3 separate regions of the Homo sapiens genome follow, and all the other regions are linked to region 2. Evidence: read pairs that join two places in POLR2A ChIA-PET (ENCODE). Cell type or tissue: PC-3. All regions are shown on one strand. Region 1 overlaps LINC02300 (long intergenic non-protein coding RNA 2300). Region 2 has its middle 99 kb from the start of LINC02300. Region 3 holds the start of LINC02300 (long intergenic non-protein coding RNA 2300).

The links. Peaks named below come from ENCODE experiments on the same cell type or tissue, not always from the same donor. Only the 100,000 strongest peaks of a DNase experiment are listed, where the experiment ranks them.
Region 1: POLR2A ChIA-PET joins it to region 2 with 7 read pairs; 2 of 35 experiments call an interaction of 5 or more read pairs at or near these places.
Region 3: POLR2A ChIA-PET joins it to region 2 with 5 read pairs; 2 of 35 experiments call an interaction of 5 or more read pairs at or near these places.

The regions. Positions count from the first base shown.
Region 1 is chr14:28,596,792-28,604,791 of GRCh38, reverse strand. All of the region lies in intron 2 of LINC02300 (long intergenic non-protein coding RNA 2300), which reads left to right. It overlaps LOC107984684 (a long non-coding RNA gene), which reads right to left. Exons shown (of 3, transcript XR_001750691.2): 2 at 4,867-5,075; 3 at 1-1,213. Among named protein-coding and RNA genes, the nearest start is that of LINC02300, 13 kb to the left of the region's middle. In PC-3, no CTCF peak of the experiment used is centred here; no DNase peak of the experiment used is centred here.
Region 2 is chr14:28,510,968-28,518,967 of GRCh38, reverse strand. No RefSeq gene overlaps it. Among named protein-coding and RNA genes, the nearest start is that of LINC02300, 99 kb to the left of the region's middle. In PC-3, no CTCF peak of the experiment used is centred here; a DNase peak (open chromatin) is centred at 3,177; H3K27ac peaks cover 509 bases.
Region 3 is chr14:28,606,105-28,614,104 of GRCh38, reverse strand. It overlaps LINC02300 (long intergenic non-protein coding RNA 2300), which reads left to right and starts at 448. Exons shown (of 3, transcript XR_001750690.2): 1 at 448-646; 2 at 1,627-1,783. It overlaps LOC107984684 (a long non-coding RNA gene), which reads right to left. Exons shown (of 3, transcript XR_001750691.2): 3 at 7,995-8,000. In PC-3, a CTCF peak has its summit at 4,684 (motif pointing right); a DNase peak (open chromatin) is centred at 4,694.

The sequences.
Region 1 (8,000 bases), 86 kb before region 2:
GCCTTCTTTATCAGTCGCTTGAGGATCTTATAAGCTATTGAGTTTAGAGTTTTTAAGGTGTGACAGATGACTCCAAATGGCTCCTCTGTAGCTAAAATTTGGAGCTATAACTTGAACTTAAAATTTGAAGTTATATCTTCAAATTTTAGCTACAGAGTATAGGCTGGTTCTTACACTCCCAGCCTCTACCAGGGGGAAATACTTTTTGTATGGCCATAGTTATCTGAATATTTAAACTGAATTCAGGAAAAATGGGATATCCTGCAGTAGACCGAACACTTCATTGTAACTTTGTTTTTCTGTAGCTTAGTACAGTGCCCTGTAACATGTAGGTTCGGAATATATGTTCATTGAATGATTGTATTTACACTTACTAAACTGGTTCTACTCAGATAAAGGTGCCCAAAGGGTCAGTTTGAAAGTGACAGTAAATGTTACTAGCAATTAATTTTATCAGAGAAGATACTAGGGATTGGAAGGAGGAAGAGATGAGGAAAGAGAAAGGAGAAAGAAACAAAGGTAAGCAGGAAAACCAGGGGAGTTGGACGTGTCCTTCAGGAATAGGTAAAAATTCAATGTGTTCAGGTGGTGGACAGTATCAGGCTAAAGCTGGTGAGCTGAGTGTTTGAAGTTTTTAGAATAAATTCAGGGTATTTAGTGGGTGCTCATAGGAGATGAAACTGCTTTAATTAATGGAAGACAGTCAATAACTTTTTGTTTAGTTTTATTGTAAGTTGGGATGAACAAACAACTCCTTTCCTTGTAAAGTCTTTGGCTTACATTTATCCATATTTCATGTCCATAGACCAAAAAAAAAAAAAAACCAAACAAAAAGACTTTGTATTAACTACTAGAACTTATTGAGCAACTCTGTAAATATCAGGTCAAGAAAAACAGACAACGATTGACTAGACATTTAAGAAAAGCAAATGACATAATTTTACTTCAGTCTCCTGATTTTCATCGGCTCATTTCTAGTTTTCCCAGTCCTGGAGAGGTGGATCAGTGCAGTTTGACATAGTGCCAATTCCGGATTCTGTTCCCTTCTGCTTGGTTCATTCTTTTTGCTCTCTGCCAGAAGTCGGTATTATTTGAACTTTAGTCCAAGTACTTCTCATCTCTCTTTATACTTTCGTTTCTCACAGTATCAACTCTCACTTCCATGAAGCTGATTTCCAAGTCGATCTCAAATCAATTCTTCCTATCTCCTTATCTATATTTAGAACAAGCACTGTTGTATATTTACAGAATGGTATTGTAGGGATATAAAATTAAACCTTATAAATGACATTCTTTTGTTAACAAAAATCTTTAATTTCTATTTTTTCTAATTCTCTCATTCTAGTCACTTAGACTCAAATCTTCAAATTATATTTTATACAATTAACTCTTTTGATAGCTACTATGCCTGTTCTTTTATTCTCACATTCAGTACTTTGTGCCTGGGTTTGTGAAAACCATCTTAACTTGTACTCCCTCCTCTTTGAAATATCATTCTGTACATCAGACAACTAGTAGACAAGTGTAGCCAACCAGTTTTTCTACAACTTTCATCAGGATATTTAAGTTTATCTTCATTTTGGCTTCAGCTTATTTTTCGAGTCCTAAAATATTTTTTAATTTCTTCACTTCAGACAGAGTATCCCATTTACTTAATCAATGCATTTTGCCTTCATACCTTTATCTATATATACATAATTCTTTCTCTGTAATTATCCTGACACTCTTCTCTGTGTCTATTAACCCTACTCATTTTTAAAAGTCTAGTACAAATTTGAACTACTTATTGAGTTTTCTATATTCAGCCTAGAGTTCAACCTAGAGTTACGCATTTTCTGTATTTTGATACTTTTGACATTTTGCAGGTCGGTCTGCTTACTGTTCTTCAGCTATCATTTTGTAATCAGGTATCTATAAAATGTCTCAAGCTCTTTCTCCTGCCTTTATACCTCCTTCAATTTTACCAAACTTTTAATGTCAGATCTACGAGAAAATCTGGTCTAGACTTAAGTTACTTAAGTCAAGGACTGTATCTCATTTATCTTTAGATTGCTGACACTTAGTGTAGTCTCTGGCATGTCAAAAGTACTTATGAATACTTGTAAAATAAATGAACAAATGGCCTTTCACAATGAAACCTTCCAGAATACACCCAATCAATACCGCTTTCCCACATTCCAAATATCATTCTATTAGCTTTCATATAGCCATTTGCTTTTTTGATTAGCTTTTTTATATAGCCATCTTGATATGGTTCGGCTGTGTCCCCACCCAAATTTCATCTTGAATTGTGGCTCCCATAATTCCCACGTGTCATGGGAGAGACTTGTGGAAGGTAATTGAATCATGGGGTTGGGTCTTTCTTGTGCTGTTCTTGTGATAGTGAATAAGTCTTACAAGATCTGATGGTTTTTTAAAGGGGAGTTGTCCTGCACATGCTCTTTCTTGCCTGCCCCCATGTAAGATGAGAATTTGCTCCTCATTTGCCTTTCACCGTGATTGTGAGGCCTCCCCAGCCATGTGGAACTGTGAGTCAATTAAACCTCTGTTCCTTTATATATAACCCAGTCTTGGATATATCTTTATTAGTAGCATAAAAGCTAAGTAATACACACGTAGACTTAGTTCTTTTTTTAATTTTTATTTTTAGAGTTGGGGTCTCACTCTGTTGCCCCAGTGGAGTATAGTGGCTGTCATAGCTCATTGCAGCCTCACACTCCTGTGCTCAAGCAATCCTCCTGCCTCAGCCTCTCAAGTCACTGGTGGCATGAGCAACCACACCTGGCTCTAAATTCTTTTTTTTTTTTTTTTTAACAGGAGTCTTATCTGTTGCCCAGGCTGGAGTGCAGTGGCACGATCTCGGCTCACTGCAAGCTCTGCCTCTGGGGTTCACGCCATTCTCCTGCCTCAGCCTCCTGAGTAGCTGGGATTATAGGGGCCTGCCACCACGCCTGGCTAATTTTTTGTATTTTTAGTAGAGATGGGTTTTCACCATGTTAGCCAGGATGGTCTCGATCTCCTGACCTCGTGATCTGCCCGCGTCGGACCCCCAAAGTGCTGGGATTACAGGCGTGAGCCACCATGCCCCCTTAAAGTCTTTTTTCATTTTAATGTTATTTTTCTTAACTAAATTGTAGGAACTTGAAGATTGATGATTATATATATCCCACAGTGCATACTTTACCCAGAGTAAGCACACAGTGTATAATTTTGGAAAATTTATTTTTTCATGGTGTTAGTGTTTTCATGTAGTACATATTTTACATACATATACACATGAAGAGTTCAGTATGTTCAGAACTTTGGAGACTCAATAATTCAGATTATTTATTTATGTTTTTAATGCTGCTAATTCATGAAAATTACCGAGGCATCTTAAAAATAAATAGGATATAAACAACATGATTTACTAAATCGAAGAGAAATCAAAACCAATGAAAAGAAGCTGGGATAGCTACTATTGGACACTGCAGAATGAATTACTGTGCTTGAGATTCAAATTTAGCTTTGGTTCAGAAAGTAAGGTAAAACAAGAAAAGTACTTAGGTATGTAGTTACTTTATTCTGAGAATATACCTTTAAAGATAAAATTAAGCACACATATTCTTCTGGGTATTGAATTTTTTAATCTGTTATTGAATTAGGAAGGTGTTTATTTCATGTTTATAAATAAGCAAGATATATAATTGCTCGAATAAACATTTCTTGTGTTGGTCCTCTAGGAAATTTGAGGGCTATTACAAATTTCTGAAAAACCTAATGAAAAGGCACTGCGGGAAAAAGGTGCCACTCTAAGCAACTTTGGAAAGGAATGGAAACTAAGACTGATGGCAAAAGCCCTATAAGCACTCTATGAGCTGATGAAGACTATATTCTAGTTCATAAAGTTGTTTTCCACGGGAATATGGATTAACTATTTTGAACCAACTATACATGAATCCTGGAACTGAAAAATTAAGTAATAGATGGCTGAAGGTGAGAGCCAGTTTTCTCACTTTTGAAGTGGGAGGTGACAAACAAACAAGGGGAGAAACATGGATGCATTACTTACCTATAAGGTAGTTAATGAATTAGAGTTGGAGATATCAGTATAAATTATGTTTAGCTCAATATAGATAAAAATAGATACATATAGAAATATTTATAAATATATGTGTGTATACTGGTTAGTATACACACATATATTCTTTTACTCTGAGAGGGCCAAGAAACAAAGATATTCCAGCAGCAACAGGCATATTTGGGATCTAGACCTTGTTTCTAAAACCGTCGTCCAATGAAAAGAACCATGGCTTCCTGAAGAAATGACTGGTTGTTGGGCAGGAAATATATAATATAATCCTGGAGCATCTTGTGGTGTCAAAATTTAAAGAAGTATCCAAAGACCCATATACATACACGATCACTCACCCAATAATGAGGGTATGGGGTATGTCAAAGGGACATTTGAACCTTCCGAAAGCTCTTAAAATGGCAAAATCCAGTACATGTCGAAGAATCATGAACATATTTAATCATATCCCAGAGTATCAAATAAATACTTATAAGCTCATCCTGATATAAACAAATGACTGGATAAATAGGTTCATGGAGAAGAATACACAAATATACTCTTGCATAGGAAATTCCAGATAATTTATGAAGATATTCTGCTCTCAAGGAGGTGGAACATAAGCTTACATTCCTTTCTTATGGATTGGATTAAATGGCTTCCTTCCAAAGAATGCAGTATGGAAAGGCAGAAAAAATACTAACTTTATAGTGGAAAAACCTGATAAACACTGCCTCTTCCAAGGGGTTCAGATCAAAACACAACCCTGATGTCATATGCATCCTTAATATGATGTGATAAGAATGGCACTTTACCTCTGTTGTCTTCTTCTTACTCTTAACTTCAGTCTAATCACGAGAAAAAATCAGACAAATCCCAAATGAGAAACATTTTACAAAATACCTGACCAGCACTCCTAAAAACTGCCAAGGTCATCTAAAATGAAGAAATTCTGAAAGTGTCAAAGCAGGAGGTGATGAAGGAGTCATGATGACTAAATACAGTGTTGCATCCTGATAGAATCCTGGAATAGAAGGAGAATATTAGGTAAAAAATAAGAAAATCTGAACAAAGTATGCACTTTAATTAATAACAGTATGTCAATATTGATGAGCTAATCATGACAAATGCAAGAGGCTAATGTAAGATTGGGTGTGGGGTATATGGGAACTCTCTGGGCTGTCTTTGCAACATTTTCTTAAATCCCAAGCTATTCTAAAGAAATGAGATTATTAAAAATAAAACTTAAAGCTTAAAATCAACTCATCTCTGAAATATGTGCAATCCTGAGTTATGATTCAGATATGTTAATTTATTATCTTGTTACATGTCATAAAATAGGGAACAATGAATATATATCATCGCCATAAGATACTCTCAAACACTAGATGCACTGTCTTAGTCCATTTGTGCTGCTGTAATAAAATAGCTGAAACTGGGTAATTTGCAAACAATAGAAATTTATTTCTCGCAGTTCTGGAGGCTAAGAAGTCCAAGATTCAGGATCAATTAAGGCCAGCAGGGTCAATGTCTGCCAAGGACTGCTTTCTGCTTTAAGATAGAGTCCTGTTGCTGTGTTCTCTGGAGGGGATGAACGTTGTGCTCTCACATGATGAAGGAATGGAAGAGAAGGATTTACCCTCTCAAGCTCTTTTAAAAGATTGTAATCCTATCAATGACAGTGGAGCCTAATCATTTTCTAAAGACCCCACCTCTTAATACTGTTTTGCTGGGGATTAGGTTTCAACCTCATTTTGGAGGGCAAACAGCTAAGCCATAGCATACACTGAATAATTTTTTGAGAAGGGCTGGATTTCAGGAAAGTTATAGTGAATTTCACCATTGAATTTTGAATTTTTCCAAAGACCTTATATCTTGCATTGACATATAAAGAATCTACAAAGAGGTAGACAGATTTGACTATGGAGACATTTTTAAAAAGTCAAAGAAGATCATAAAGTGATAATGCAAAGGGAAAATTAGGAGCACATATGAGAACATGTGAGATATGAGAACAATCAAGTTAATTTATGGAGCTGTCAAAACATTAATATGAAAATATGAAGGTTCTGTTAGAATATGAAAGAATATGATCAACCAATTTATAAGATAATAAACAGTCCAAAACTTAATTATATATTTAATTTTTCCAGGAATTTAATAAATATGGATGCAAAAACCACAGATACAATTATATGTATTCAAATAAATAATTAAAGATTAATACTCAGTAGTAATAAATACACATTACCATGTGTAAATTCTTACTGTTTTGGGATCTGAATTGGCATATTTCTAGAATAAAAGTTAAATAAATTAATAACTTTGGACTCCTAGGAATGCATTCATAGAGAATAATTAGAACAAAAATTTCAATTAGGCATGCTTAACAGAGCTTTATTTGTAAAAAGGAAAAAGTGGAAACAACCTAGATAATCAACGGTAAGGGGCTGGCTAAGTAAATTAGACTACATCCATGTGAAAGAATATTTTTTCAGTATGTAAAAATTATATTTAAAGCAGATCAATGCTAAGTAAAATATTTAAAGTAAAAATATTTAAAGCTAAATCAATGCTAAGTAAAAATTATAGTATACCAAATTGTATACAAAATATAATTCAATTGAAAATGTAAATCCAAATAGTAACTGGAAAGAAATACGTTTTAGTAGTGGTTATCTCAGAGAGGTGAAATTATGGTATGATTTTTGCACTTCTCGAATTTTTCTCTATTGGACATGTATCTATCCCTTTATTCATAATAAGAAAAGTATTATTTAAAGTAAACATACTAATATCCACATAACATGCATAAGCCTCTGTGTGAATAATGAGAAGACACATGGGAAGGGGCTGTGATAAGTCATAGAAGTCTGTAGGAGAAATATACTTAAATTTTACTTCTTACAAAATAGAGAGGCCTTTGCTTTGGAGTTTGGGTTAAAATCCAACATAGTAATGACCTCTAATATAGTGAGAGGGGGAGGATTTCTGTGTGTTTGTTCAATGGTAGGGCCATGACATACGGCCTTAAACTTTCTCCTCTGCTCCCAGGAGCAGATCAAAGTTTTGTGAAGGTTCAGGCTTATACAATTTTGGCAGTCCTTTATAAAAAGTAATGCAAAGTTATTAATGTAAAGTTTGGCATGGGGGTTTGGAAATGACACAAAAGAGTAAAGGGTCCTGTAACTGCAGTATTATTAGCCACGTGGTAAATATGTCTCTGTTGCTCCAAAAAGTGAGGGGAATTTTCCGGTAGGCTCCAAATTTAAACAGGTATCAGCTCTTCCCCTTCATCCCTGCACAACATTCTAGGTAACTCAAGGAGGTCTGTAAAACAGTTACAGCCACAGTTGTTTCCAGTACTATTAATACTTTCTAAGTATCATAATACTTTGCTTGCCATAGTTCTTAAGTGTTTAGAAGCACATACAAACCTTTGGGATGTTTAGCAGGTAGTCAAGAGAACTTCATTTCCTTTGTTGTTTGGCTCTTTGCTATGGGATTTATACTCTCCTAAAATCTCCTGATCCACTTTAATATGAGCTACACATCTCAGCACATAATGTATTTCCAAGAGTCATTTTCGTCTTCTGCTCACATGGTTTCTGGAAGACCTTTTGTGTGTAGACCCTTGCTTTCTGTATGAAAGGCAGGTCATTGAAGGAGTGAGAACCAGCTTTCTTCATTTTTCTAGATCGTCATTACTTTTCATTAAATGAAATCAGATGGATTTTTTTTTCAATCTGAACCAACTACCTTAAACTACTGAAGATGTCTTTAGGCTGCTTCTCAGTCTTACTTTTTAATTGTGTGTGAGTTTTCATGATTTACTGAATCTTTGTAGGCACTTTCATCGGAAGTTGTATAGGCTGCCTTAGATACTGCTAGTAGGACGTTGCTATGGATTCGTGGTTCTGCTAAATAGTTTTGTTGGTTATGGATGCTT
Region 2 (8,000 bases):
TTAGCTTGACTGTGAAAATTATTTCACAACATATGCATATATCAACATATGTTGTACCCCTAAATATATACAAGTTTTTTTTTGAGGTGGAGTCTCGCTGTTTCACCAGGCTGGAGTGCAGTGGCATGGTCTCAGCTCACTGCAACCTCCACTTCCCGTGTTCAAGCAATTCTCCTGCCTCAGCCTCCCGAGTAGCTGGAACTACAGGCACGCACCACCACATCCAGCTAATTTTTGTATTTTTAGTAGAGATGGGGTTTCACCATGTTGACCAGGATGGTCTTGGTCTCTTGACCTCGTGATCCACCTGCCTCGGCCTCCCAAAGTGCTTCGATTACAGGCGTGAGCCACTGTGCCTGGCCATACATACAATTTTTATTTGTTAATCATACTTCAATAAATCTGGAACAAAAAGAAAAATAAAACAAAAGATATAGAAAGTTTGGTACTGTCTTTAAAATTGTTAAGAAAGATATTATGGATAAAGTGACATTTGTGCAGAGCTCTATGGTTGTGATGAAGCAAGCCATGTAGGATATCTGGAGGAAGATCATTCGAGGCAGAGGGAATAGCAAAGGAAGAGGCCTTGAGTTTGAGATATGCTTGCTGTGCTCCAGGAACAGCAAAGAGGCCTGTGTGTCAGAAGTAAATGGGTACAGGAAGAAATAGTAGTAAATGAGACTAGAAAGGAGTGGGGTGCTCCATTATGTAAGTGCTTGTAAGCCATCATAAGAACTTTGGGTTTTGGAGTTAGAAAGCCACTGGGAAGTTTTGAGCAGAAGCATAACAAGAATCTGCCTTGTGCATTAGAAGGACTACTCTGTGTTGAGAATGGACTACTTATGAAGGGTGAAACAAAAGTTAAGCAAAAGACCATATACTTGTGGGCCACATGGATGTTTTCTTTTGAAAAGTGTCTGTTCATACCCTGTGTCCACTTTGTAATGGGTCTGTTTTTTGCCTGTTCATTTATTTAAGTTCCTTATAGATTCTGGATATTAGAGCTTTGTCAGATGCATAGTTTGCAAATATTTTCTCCCATTCTGTAAGTTATTTGTTTACTCTGTTGACAGCTTCTTTTGCTGTGCATGAGCTCTTTTGTTTAATCAGGTCCCATTTGTCAATTTTTGTTTTTGTTGCAATTACTCGTGGCATCTTCATCATGCAATGTTTGCCAGGGCCTATGTCTAGCATGGTATTTCCTAGATTATCTTCCACAGTTTTTATAGTTTTAGGTTTTATATTCAAGTCTTTAATCCATCTTGAGGTAATTTTTAAATATGATATAAGTGAGGCGGTCCAGTTTCAATCTTTTGCATTAGGCTAGCCAGTTATTCCAGTACCATTTACTGGATAGAGGTTCTTCCTCCACTGCTTTCAGTGTTAGGTATATACGCAAAGGAATATAAATCATTCTACCATAAAGACAATGTATACATACACTTATCACAGTACTATTCACTGTAGAAAGACATAGAGTCAGTCTAAATGCCCATCAATGATAGACAAGATAAAGAAACTACTGTACATATCCACCACAAAATACTACATAGTCATAAAAAAGAACAAGGTCAAATCCTTTGCAGCAACAAGGATGGAGCTGGAGGCCATTGGCCTAAGCGAACTAACACAGAAACAGAAAACCAAATCTGTATGTTCTCACTTATGAGTGGGAGCTAAACACTGAATACACATGGACACAAAGAAAGGAACAATAGCCACCAGGGTCTACCTGAAGTTGGCAGGTGGAAAGAGGGTGAAGATAGTACCTAGCAGGTACTTTGCTTACTACCTGGGTGACAAAATAAACTATATGCTGAACCCCTATGGCGTGCAATTTACCTATATAACAAACCTGCACATACACCCCTGAATCCAAAATAAAATTTAAAAATAAAGCAAAGAGACCATTTATAATTCAAGAGAGAGATGATAATAGTATAGGCAGTGAAGGTTGGGAGGTGTGATTGAATTCACAATACCATTTGCCTTGAATTTGCTGATGGATTGGATGTTCGATGTGAACCTGAGAAGGAAGTCAAATGTTTGAGGACAACCTGACAGGGTTGCCATTGTCCACAACAGGAGAAAGCAAGACTCCAAGAAGAGCAAGTTTCAGGGATTAAATCAGAAGTTTGTTTTTGGACACTTTAAGGTATCTATTTGAGCTACCCATTAAAAACAAGGATTTGGATTTATGACTCTGATAGGAAAAAAAAGATCCAGAATGGAGATACAAATTTGGGAGTAATTCTCAAGTGTATGGTGTATATTATGAGATGTGATCATTAAAGATCTGAGTGGAGAAGAAAAAAGATGAGTGAATAAGCCCTTAAGTATGGCAACATTTAAGGTTGAAGGATAAAAAAGAACAAGCAAAGCATACTGAGAAAGAGTCACAAATGAAGAAGCTGTTTCATAAAGGAGAGAATTATCAGTTGTAAGTTACTATTAATAGGCAACTAAGATGGGATGAAGAATTAGCCATTGGAATTAGCAAAGTTTCAGTAGGAAAGAGAGGGGTGGATATCCCAGAGAATGAGAATGGAAAAATTGGAAGAAGTAAGTACAGAAACATTTGATTTATGATACTTAAGTACTAACCCATGGATCAATATTTAACATATATATTTTGACTTATCTCCAGCAGAATACAGTCAGATTTCTAATGAGGAATTAAGTTCAACTTATGCTCATAGTGAAATGGAACAGCATCAGGTTTGTAAAGAGAGCCATTATAGCAGAGAAAAAGTTTATTAAATCTTCATTTCAAAAAGTCTTGGATTAGAATGACACCTATGTTAGTTTGCAAAAGTTAACTCACATTTCTGAATTTGTTTCATTCAACTCGGTACATGCTTAGCTTATTACCCAGAATATAGTCAGCCCTTGAATGGTTGTTATTGTTCTTTTTGTTTTTCTAACCATACTAACTTTCTTCATGTATCCATTATTATCTGTGCCACCTTACCTGTGACATTTCTTCACCAATTAAAACTGTTAGTAAAGCTTAAAATTTTTTTAATTTAGTTTTATTCAGCAATTATAGTGAGTTAGAAAATTCATGGAAGGAGAAAATCCCTTCTCCTTCCTAATTCTGCATATCAAATTGCTGGGGAAATGAGCCAGCTTTGGTTGCTTAGTGAGTCACCTCTCCCTTCTCTAAGATTCTTGAAACTTGCTGTACTAATCCATTCTCACAGGGCTATGAAGAAATACTCGAGACTGGGTAATTTATAAAGGAAAGAGGTTTAAGTGACTTACAGTTACGCATTGCTGAGGAGGCCTCAGGAAACTCACAATCATGGCGGAAAGCAAAGGGGAAGCAGGCACCTTCTTCACAGGGAGGCAGGATGGAGTGAGTGCAAGCAGGGGAAATGCCAGGCACTTACAAAACCATCAGATCTCATGAGAACTCACTTACTATCATGAGAACAGCACGGGGAAACTACCCCTGGGATTCAATTACCTCCACCTGGTCCAGCCCTTGACGAGTGGGGATTATGGGGATTAAGGGGGTTACAATTCAAGATGAAATTTTGGGTGGGGACACAGCCAAACCGTATCACTTGCATATGGTTAGGGTTATCACATGCCTTGTTTTATGTCTGTTGGCTCACCAGAATTACTAATGACCCTTTTAAATTTCAAAATTGTTCATGTTTTTTAGAATATAGTATGTAATTGACCTATTAATGGGACAGGCTTTAAATCTGGGCTCCTGTACTGGTCTCCTGTATTTACAGTCTCACTTTTACCATGCAAATACTAGTTCTTGTTCTCTTGTATTTGAAGTCATACTTTGATCCTCCTTTGGAGCTTTATAATCACATTCATTCTATTTCTATTGATTTTTTCCTCTTACTTTTATTTTCTCAACCACTTTTCTTATTCCCACTGTCAATGTGCACCTAGCAAACAAAACGTTCTCTTAATCCTGAGAAATTGTTGTGGAAGTGGTGTCAAAGTCTGCATTTCAACATGCGGAAATATTCTACACTTTGTGAGGAAAATATTCCGTTAAAAAATAATTTTCTCTTGCTTTGAATAACAGATTAATTTTTTAACTCATTTGATAAAATCACTTAAAACTTTTACAACACTGAGTGTTTGGGATATACTTTTATTTTTTGGTCAAACCTCAAATGTAATATTATAGGTTGTTATTGATCATTGTGGGTTTTGACATTTTCATAATATCTGCAGGACTATTTCCTAGTAAATCTTTCCAAAGTTATGTGTTGTGTCCATACATGAATATAACTATTTATTTGTTATGTTTGTTCTACTTATCTCGTAGGTATCATCAAAGTTGTCTGGCACAGCATTGAGAAGGCATTTACAATAAATGGCAGCATTGCATTGTTTTTACTCATAAAAATGAATAATGAATAAATAATATGAAAAATTATATTCTGTCATCATGCACATGAAATCTAATTTGATTAACTTAGCACTTTGTAATGTTAATATTCTATTATGTCATAAATTATATGAAATATAAAAGATTCCAGATTCTTAGATTGAAAGAAAAATCTAGATGATTTCTTGTGAAGTTTATGATATTCATGACTTTATATACACATATTACATATTTAGGCAAATTTTTGAAGGATATTACTAATGTAATATTTATGATTAAATTTTAGCTTTAATACTCTGCTTTTCTTTTTCTCCTGATATTAAGAAAGAAAAACTGGAATCCATTTCAAGCTAAAGAGGAAATTCAACCTGGACTATCTTTCTTTCAAGAAAATTAACAAAGTACCAATGGAGTTCTTTATCTATGGAGTGCAGACTTCATTAATTAATCCTTTTTATCTGTGACAGCTAAAGGTAAATCTAGAATATTCTGCCTCCTTGAAATTATTTCTAGTTTTACTTTTACTTGCTAAACTACATTCTTTCAACCATATGTTATCTTTTGTTAAGCATGTAGAAATTAAATCAAATGGTATTGCACTGTTTTTTGCCTTGCATTGACGTTTTAAAAGATAGCCATTTAGATAAATACTTTTTCATATTATTAACTTAATAATTTTGAGAGCAACAGAAAGCAAATGGAGAATATTTTTGTTACTCCTCATTTTCATAATAGTGGAAGGTGGAATTCATATGGCATTATAAGTAGAAATTTTCTGCATCACTAAGAACATGGCTTACAATATAATGCCTCCTGGACAATTCAGAAAATTATTCTCATAAGAAAAACTTCTAGTCATATATCATGCACTGTCTGCACTATTTTTCTCCCTTTTCACTAAATATGCTTTCCACAAAAAAGGAATACAGTATTTAGTTCATCACTTCCTGCTATCTATTCCTCATTCCAAACCAATATGTGTTCTGATCATTTACTTTAGAAATAATTATTATTCAACAGTGCAAAAAGATACCATGAAAATGCAAGACAACGAAATCCTGAAAACATATATGTTTTTCTTTTGGACTTAATGTTTTAACTGTTTTTGTTGAGGCCTCAGCTGCTTATTTAATGCTGATGATTTTTTTTCCTTCATTTAGGGCCTTGCCATTAGACAAATACCTGCCAGGAACCAGTAATGGGAAAACATTCTAGTTACATGGATATTTGTTCATTTAACAAATATTTGTTCACTTTTAACAAAAAGTGACAAGCGTGTCACATTTCATCAGGTCAGGTTGTGTCTCAAGAAAACAGACAATATAAGATAAGCCAGTTCAAAGAGACATGCCTCATCCAGAGCACAGAAGAAAGGAAACATCAATTGCTTAGGATTAGAGAAAGAAAACTCAAACCCACTTATAGGTTAAAAATCACCTGAATTTCAAATACACATTTGCAACAATATAATTGTTTTTCTATTGTATATATATTAAAGCGATGCCTTTTGTATTTCTTATCTATAATAGTTATTTGCTCAATATATTTATATAGTGCAGTGTATTTAACAGCTCTATTTTAATATAAAATTAGGATGGTGGTCCCTTGATTTGAGGGAACATACCATCTGAAGGATTATCTGAAAACTCTGTTATCCAATACAGTAGCCACTAGCCACCTGTGGCTATTAAATTACAATGAAATCAATTAAGTTAGGTGTTTTAGTTTCATAAGTCACGTTGCAATTGTTCAAGAGTTAGGTGTTATTATTAGTAGCTCCTATATTCTCCTATATTGAATAGCACTGAGATAGAATATTTTCATCACAGAAAGTCCTACTGCACTGTGCTAATTTAGAATACTACAGGTAAAATGTAATTCTCACATATTGAAGCTATGTATAAAGTATCCAAAAAAGTGATTTCAGGGTCAAAAGTATGTATTAGTCAAATACTTTTGGCTTAAACATATGAACTGGGCACTGTTTGTGCTAGATTTTACTAGATATCATTGCTTCTAATCACTCTCTGAAGAAGAGATAGGTAATAAATGTATATAATGTAACCTGTATATACAGACATATCTATTTATACACAGGTATCTGTATCTAACCATCTGAATGTATATTAATCTAACCATAAATTCATACTAATGTCTCCAAATCTAATCCTGTACCAAGGAGTTCATTCTAGCCTTCTTTTTACACTTTTCTGTAACTTTCTTCTCTGACAATGAGAAATTTGGATCTCATAATTAAGAATTTAATTATTAACCCTGATATACATGTACAAAAGTTTCAGAATTGTATCTCATATCCTGTACGTGTAGCTTTTTATTTCTTCATTTGAACATTTAAATAATACCGTACGTAGGATTTGCTGGCAATATGGCTGAATAGGAACAGCTCCGGTCTGCAGCTCCCAGCGAGACTGATGCAGAAGGCAGCTGATTTCTCCAATTCCAACTGAGGTACCTGGTTCATCTCATTGGGACTGGTTGGACAGTGGGTGCAGCCCATGGAGTGAAAGCCAAAGCAGGGTGGGGCATGGACTCACTCGAGAAACATAAGGGGTCAGTGGATCTCCCTCCCCCAGCCAAGGGAAGCCGTGAGAGATTGTACTAGGAGGAACAGTGCACTCCAGCCCAGATACTGAGCTTTCCACACAGTCTTTGCAACTGGCAGAACAGGAGATTCCCTCCAGTGCCTATGCCACCAGGGCCCTGGGTTTCAAACACAAAACTGCATGGCCGTTTTGGCAGTCATCGAGCTAGCTGCAGGATTTTTTTTTCTTTTTTTCATACCTGGTATGCCAGCAAGACAGAACCATTCACTCCCCTGGAAAGGGGGCTGAAGCCAGGGAGCCAAGTGGTCTGGCTCAGTGGGTCCCACCCCCACGGAGCCCAGCAAGCTAAGATCCACTGGCATGAGATTCTAGCTGCTAGCACAGCAGTCTGAGGTCAACCTGGGATGCCTGAGCTTGGTGCAGGGAGGGGCATCCACCATTGCTGAGGCTTGTGTAGGCAGTTTCACCCTCACAGCATAAACAAAGCCACTGGGAAGTTCGAACTGGGTAGAGCCCACCCCAGCTCAGCAAGGCTGCTGCAGCCAGACTGCCTCTCTAGATTCCTCCTGTCTGGGAAGGGCATCTCTGAAAATAAGGCGGCAGCCCAGTCAGGGACTTACAGATAAAACCCCCATCTCACTGAGACAGAGCACCTGGGGGAAGGGGCAGCTGTGGGCACAGCTTCAGCAGACTTAAATATCCTGGCTTGACAGCTCTGAAGAGAGCAGCAGATCTCCCAGCACAGCGTTCAAGCTCTGCTCCTCAAGACTGCCTCCTCAAGTGGGTACCTGACCCCTGTGCCTCCTGACTGGGAGACACCTTCCAGCAGGGGTCAACAGACACCTTACACAGGAGAGTTCTGGCTGGCATCTGGCAGGTGTCTCTCTGGGACAAAGCTTCCAGAGAAAGGAACAGGCAGCAATCTTTGCTGTTCTGTAGCCTCTGTTGGAGATACCCAGGCAAAGAGGGTTTGGAGGGGACCTCCAGCAAACTACAGCAGACCTACAGCAGAGGGACCTGACTGTTAGAAGAAAAACTAACAAAGAAAAAGTAATAGTATCAACATCAACAAA
Region 3 (8,000 bases), 95 kb before region 2:
TTTGAAAAACAAATCTGTCATAAAGTTTCCCAGTGAAATGAAAATTACATTTCTTCTCTCTTCTCTACACACTAGCTCAGGCTGAAGGAATTACATGCTGCAATAACTCTCTGCTCTCTGTGCTCCTTAGAGTTGTCATTATCAAATACAAAAGTCTTTGCCTGGCTTTCACGGCAATTCATCATGTGGGTGCCTTCCTTTCACTTGCTTTTATATTTTCTTGCCACAAAAGTTCTTTTGTAAACATCGGATATTGACTTTAAGAGCTTATACAAAGTCTTTTTTAATAGGTTTTTGATGCAGTGAGCGGTAAATGGTGTTTGTTGTCTGTAACTATTCCACACCCTTGCTGAGACTTCCTTATAGGTGGAGCATACTTCCTCAATCCACTGACCTGAATCTTGACCATGTGGCTTACATTGTCCAGTGAAATATAAGGAGAAGTTCAGTGTGACAGTGAGGAGTGCAGACTTTCAGATGCAATGAGTGTTTCTTCTCGTTGTTCTGTGCTCCTGTCCTGCACCATAAGAGCATGTCCCAGGTCATCATGTTCTTTTGACCAGGCTCCTGGAATGAGAGACGCTTGGAGCTGACCTGAACTGGACCTCTAGAAGCAGAGATGCTGAGAACATCTGCAGATACATGAGTAAGATATGTGCACTTGCTTTTTGTAAACTACTGAGATTTTAAGGTTGTTACACAGCATCATCATAGAAATAGCTGACTAACATACAACCGTTCTAGAAACCAGGTCTATAATCACAAAACCAATCATAACCCTGAGGTTTAGTTTCTTCCTAGCTAGTGAGCTTTGGGCTAAGTGTTTTGAAGAAGTGTTAGATCATAGTTACAAAGGACTTCTTTTATGTGTTGGGAAAGCTGGGATTCTTTATTTAAATATCAAAATGATCTTAAGTTTGTTGTTAGACATATTCCAGTTCTCAGTAGAATTTAAATAGCAGAAATTAGCTACTAGAAATGAAGTCTTTTAAAAGTAGAAAATTAGTAGAAATGTGTATAAATTAATTTGATAGAAATTAGGTTTTGTCTGAAACGACTTTCTGATTAAATCTTCTTTGGACAAGATTTCTGGAGGTGCATCTTGAGACACACAGACTTTTCCTTGCTTACTCTTAAATTGGTTCTTAAGTTTTGGTCTTTTAAATATGAGGAACAGATTATGCTTAGATCCTTTATCAACCCTTCTAAGTCTACGAAGCCGTGTTTTCACAGACCATCTAATTTTCATAAGATAAACTTAGTTTCTTGATTCCTTTTCCAAAACAGCCATTTTCTAAAGGGTTTCCAGGAGGAGTTATTTCTTGTCTCTTTTTGTGGTCTTTCTAGGGTCCTTTATAAGACCTCATTACTAAAGCCCCAGAAAAGACATTGACACAAAATCAAGTGACTTTTCAAAGATCCATGAAATAGTGTCACAGATTATCTTTGATGTGTGACTGTAATTTGCTAGAGAATCATACCAGGTTAATGGCTTAACTCTCTGGAGCCTATTGAATTTATGCAGATACAGGGCTCTCAACTATCAAGGTCTCAACTGGAAAAGAGAGACGTGGAAAAGTCAAGATTTCATGTTTGTGAATTTATTATCATATTTTTTTTCCACAGTGGATTGAGCAGTCCCTGAGTCATATACTCTACCAGAGAATGAATGATGTCTGGTAAATAAGATGATGAATCTGACACATAAAAGTACTGAGGGCCCAGTCAAGGCAATATCACTGGCTGTGAAATGCTGAAGAGAATCAGTTGAAAGAGAAAGAAGGTAAACGTATTAGACTTTCAAAAAAGCATATGAAGTAGATTAAGAGAATTAATTGGAAATTATTCATCCAAATGGCTCTCAATAGGTAAAAGTAGAAATTATTTTATAAATCTTTTGGAAGCCAGTGTGAAACATTGTGTCAATAAAGGTAAAATGGAAGGTGGCCATCAGAGAGCATGTTAGGACACTGTAAAAATGTCATATCCTGTCCCTTTGTTCAAATGAGAATCACGTTATCACTGACATTGGAGTTTTTTGATGCCAAATTAATACATAGTTTTCTTATTTGTAGAAATTCTAAATGAGAAGAGCCTCACTTCTTTTGATCCTGTGGCATGTGGGCCAAGCCTACTGGATGCCTGTTTTTGTAAAAAAAAAAAAAAAGTTATTGTAACATAGATGCATGTGTTTGTTAGTGTACTGCCCATGGATGCTTTCATGCTAGAAAAGCAAAGTTGGGTTGTTGCAACAGAGAGTATATGGCCGTGTAACCTAAATTTTCTAATATCTGCTTTTTAGGGAAAAATTTTTGCTTGCCTCTGCTCAAGCACAATGGCTTTCACATATTTTGATTATCCTAAGGGAATAATATATTTTACATCGTCACCAGTGCATGAGCACCCACATACAAGAATATATCTGGGAAGACATTTCATGCAATAGTTGCTACTCAACAAGCCCTTTTTTTCCCTCTGTTTAATTCTATTCTGTTTCAGCTTTGAAACAATGCTGCTAACCCTTAGCTGCTTTAAAATATTTCACCCTCTGCCTCGGGACTATGAAAGCAATATTTTCTGCAAATGTCAATGTCACTCATCTGTTTAGAGTATTGAGTTTAGCTTAGCAGTGCATTTTATATAAAATAGAAACTTTATTATCTTTGTTAATGTTAGCAAGCAAACAACAAAAAAGTTGGTCAGACATCTGACATATTGCAATAAGGGAAAGGATTGAAAGGGACAAGATGCAGTCTATGAGAATATTGGAATGCTACTGACTTAATGACCTAACGTTGTTTGCAAGGCTTCCTCAAGAACCCAATTAATTTCAAATGGGTATCTTACATTCTTGAGAATTTTGCTCAACTCCATTTGTTATTGCTAGTTTTTTTATTTGTAGATTGAACAAGGGCTTCACATATAATACATACAGATACAAATCCAAAATAAGATATAAACTTGAATCACTGTCAAATTCTTTACTTTCTTTCATTCTTTTATTCATTTATGTAGTGAACATTTATTCATCGAGGCCAATCTCTGTTCTAAACACCATGCATATCTGTGTCACTCACAATATAATGATATCCTTATGAAGTGTACTGTTCAATATAAGAGACACAAATTAATCAAATAATCACATAAAACTGCCTTTGTGATAAAAGCTATGAAATTGAGATACATGTGCTATGAAGTACATAATAGGGCAATTTGACCTAGTCAGAGAGGTCAGTTGAGATTTCCATGAAGGAATAGTGATAGGGATAATATCACAAGGAATTTCAGGGCTGAAGAGGACAGGGATGAGTGAGCTCTCACAGTATGATAATGTATGCCCAGAAATATACTCCAGCTTTCTCCTTAAACATTGCTATTTTTTTCATTTCTCCAGCCTTTCTCTGGTGGTATTTACAATCAGTTATTTATCTTTTTTCCCACTGCCTTTAGTCCACAAAATGAAGAGAACATAGTTTAAAAATTCTATTATGTGTCTATCTATTTATTTGAATATTTCCATATAACATACTTTTACATTTGTGGAAATTGTTCCTGTTCATTTGGATTAAGTCCTAGACAGTTTCCCTAAATAGCTCTGTAAATCATCATGAAGACATGACCTTGGTTTTCAATCAGCTTATATTTATGGTTGGGAAATGATTCCTTGTGAAGCCAATAGGTTCAGAGTCACTGACCAAGGATTTATGGTTGCGCTTATTATGACGGGCTTGGACTCTAGAATGATAGCAAGGTAAATCCACTGTAAGAATGGATTTTCTTGTTGAGATCTAAAGCTTTACGTTTTTTTTAAATCTATAGAAGTCTCATTTGGTAAAGCAACTGAAAAACAAATCATAACTTTTCTTTTTCATGCTTATTTAAAAGATACCCATCTGCTTAGTTTCTGATCCTTAATATGTTGACATGACTAGAATGTTTTTATTTTTTGCTAACGTAAGGAATGGAGCAACAAAGAGATTTCAATTTATACAGTTTGTCTTTGTAACCATACTCCCATGTGAGTAATGTGGGATAAGCAAGACAGTTGTACAGCTGCTTTGCTAGAGATGAAGAGTAGAATTTTACTGTAGGAAAAATATTGAAAGTGCTAATTTGGTGCACAAATCTATAGCTAGACTCAGTCCAAGTTGACTAAATGGGTAATAGAATAAAATACTAAATAAAGACAAATGTACTAGTAAGTATCAGTAAGTAGTAAGACTGTATTCCAATTTTTTTCTCAATAGAGTGATAATATTTTAGTAATTTATTTCAAAAGTTAAATAGATAAAAGAATTTGTGAAAACTGGGTTTCAAATATAAGAGCTATTAATATCCACATGCAGAGCAAGGAGGCTAATTAAACGTTTTTTTTTCATCCTCCTGTACCCCAATGACCTACTCTTCTAAGGAAATGCATAGAACTATAGTTAAGCAAATATAACTTGTAAATGTCTAAAAAAGATTACAATAAATTCAGTGACCTAGAAATCTGCTTTACCTTGGGATTATTGCATTAGTGTATTGCTTCCCTCAGATATGATGTGAGTGTTCAAAAGTTTTCCTTACAAAAGTCAAGACTGGTCTTTGCTGCTAAAAAGAACAACACAGGAAAACATTACAGCCCTTTTTTTCCTCCTCTGAGTTACAATGCTAGGAGAGTCATAGAGGCCTGTCACCACGAGATGGCGCTCAGCTTCCGTCTCAAAAAGAAGTGAGTTCCATGTTTTTCAGCCCCTACTTATTACCATTCATTTCAAGGAGTGAAAAACAGTGTTCAGAGAAAAATCTTTGTTAGCACAAAGCGTCTACATTTGTGAGAGACAAAATTATGTTTCTAGTTCATTCAAAGACTAGTTGCTAATCTCGGAATTTTGCAAGTTAACTCACAGGAACATGAAAAAAAAATCCTACATTTATTGGTTAACTAGGCACACTCATTTGCTTTTTATCAGTTCATTGATGTTTTATGGGGAAGCATGGAAAAGGCAGTTGACATTTTCATGCATTTTGAAGGAAGAATAAAATGGCTGGTTCTCGGCTGTGCTTGTTCACAGGTTTTGTAAGCCGAGGAAATGGATACTACGGTTGTTTGTAAAACCGGATCCAAACAAAGGAAGAGAGCAAGGATGCTTTCCTGCAACATTGACACATGTACCACTCTCTAGAAAAAGGATGAGGCTGCAGAAGAAGGTTTTAGCTTAGCATTTCAATTCTAAAATGGATGGTCCTATTTAATTTTCCACATACAATAACTTTCCTCGCTGAAGAATAGATTAATATTACTAATCTCACTTATGTAGCAGCCTTAAAAGGCCAGACCAACACGGATATTTCTAAAGCAGATTGTAGTCATTTCTGCCGGTATCGTCAATTCCCTACCCACACTGAAAGTCATTGTGTTGGTAATCTCACGCTATTGCTTCAGTAGGCGTCTGCGTCATTCTTTGCTCTCCGTGAGCTATAGACAGGCATAATGGATGAAGTGATGAGAGGGCACAATGATGAATTAATATCCCAGAGGTCCTAAAACTAGTCACAATGAAAGAAGGCTTTTCTGTGGCCACTGGGTTCCTGGAGTTGTGTTATGAAATGTGATTCTGGGGTTGTCTGCTTGCTGGTATTCCTGTAGAAGGATAGAGGGAAGAGTTCTCTCAACTGCAGGAGAAAAAGAACAAGAAAAAGCAAGACATACATGTACTATAATGAAATGGGATCATAACTATATATGTGTAAATATATACACATATATACACGCACACACCAGGTTTTTGTATAAATAAATGTGAAGTTTTCTTTTTATCAAGCTTTGCACTATATAAAACATCTACACTGGTTGCAGCTTTACTATTTGTTTTTGCTTGGCATTTTGTTATAGAAATAGCATACATATTAGTGGTACATTAAGCTGCTTCTTCTAATATATGTGGATTAAGCAGCAGAAATAGCTTTTCTATTCTTTGCCATCTTTGGAAGTGTTATTGTGGAAAACAAAGTCAAAGCAGACATGATGAGCCAATGTCAATTTTGATTATACCTTATTCTATTTGTTCTTTTATGTATTTTCAAACTCTCACCGAGTGCCACCTTACACTAGGCACAGTACATGACGCTGAGCATAAAGGCGGGAAAGAGATCACAGTTCCTTCCCACAAAGATGCAGAAATGAATATGACTCTACCTGCAATAGTGCAGTATTACATGAACTGTGGTGGAATTGGAACAGTGGCATTTAGCTCAATCATAGTTATTAGCCTAAAATATTTCAATTAAAGATTAACTTACTACCAAAAATATGTAAAAATCATTTTCTCTGCGGGGACAGGATAAGCTAGGAAAGATGCAAGCTTAGAAAGAAAGAGCATGAGTGTGCTTCCTTTGTCTGAGAGATTATTCCCTTCTGGCCAGAAGAGGGTTGGGGATGGAACTCGGAAAGAAGAGTGCACAGAGAAGCTTAACCAGTGTTTTGCTGTTCTCGCATCATATATTTATAATGTGTTTTTACAGTTCAGTTTGATGAATTATGTTTTTCTGGGATGAAAATATTTTCACATCCAAACACAAAAATGTAGTTAAAAGTATTTAAGGGAAACATAAATAGTTAAAACAGCCAGTTTAGGCAACTCATGTACTTTCTTTTCTCCATTCAAACAGATATTTGAGAATTCACTATATTTCACAACTGATTTTCACTCCCTGTATATTGAAACAAACTCATACATATCTTAATGACATGCTAATCTGAAATAATGAGCCTCATATATAATACTTGTGTCCTTTAAAACGAATACATAACCATATGCTATAATTTTGTGGTGCTTGTTAATTAACACAAGTAGTCCTAAACTTTTCAAAAACGAGGGAGTAGACACCATGATGTGAACATTAAAACAAATAAATACACATACATTATATAGTGTTTAGTTCATGAGCTGGTTTGAAATTTGCTCCATGATTTTGATAGGTCATCTGTATTTGCTCTTGTGTGAAACACTTTCAATAACCCTTATTGGTAAAGCACTTGGAGATCATTGGTTGAAAAGTGCAATTGACTCTGAGTGCTGGCTTCAGAGCCTTACAATTGAGAGCCATCATAAATTTTATTTTTGCTGGCATAAATACGGAGATCTTTTTTATGCAGAGAGGGAGCTCTTTTATTTTGTAAACATTTTTATGCTAGGTGCTTCAGTAATGAATCTTAGATCAGTATAAAAATTGTTTGCAATAATAATCTATATACCAGTCTCTATGTGATGTTCTTATAGCTTTCTCTGCTTGCCCTGGAATAAGAAAGCATTAATATTTTGAAACAATTCTGTATGTGTGATTGTCTGTTTTTATGGTAATCAGAATACAAAAGATAAAAACACGCAGGTTTATTTTGAAAAAAAGGTGTTTACTTGAGGGATCTTTTCTGATAGCATAGATTTCTGTTAGCTTTTTAAATTTAAACAAGTATTCTGGGATAATATTAAATTTATCAGCCACAGAAAGGGGAGCTTTGTAGTTGTTGGAAATCCTGTTTTATCACCTATCACCCAGAAATAAAAGAAATCTTAAAGGATAAAGGTAGAAGTAAATTCAATTTTCCTTGGTATCAAGTTAATTTTTTCAATCAGAAGTTCTTTGAGCAGGTGAAGAAAAGACACTAAAAGAATTGGAAGCTATAGTAAAAGCCCTGATGAAGAATACATCATAAATAACTAACAAACCATAAATGAAAATTGGGTGCCTTTAAGGCGGGAACTACTAACAGGCTGCCAGGCAGCATTTGACCTCTTTTAATGGAAATTTTAAGAGAGGACTCGAGGTGATGAAGGGTCATTGAACCGGATGTCAATGGCTCCTGAGTAGTACTCCAGGTGGGCTACTAAGCTCATTCTGAAGGATGATGTAGATTGGGGTGCATCAATCAGCCAGGCAGAAGTCAACTCCCTGACCAGTTCTTTTCTGTAGTAGTTCAGACACTGCACAAAGTACAGGAAATCAGGTTATTTATT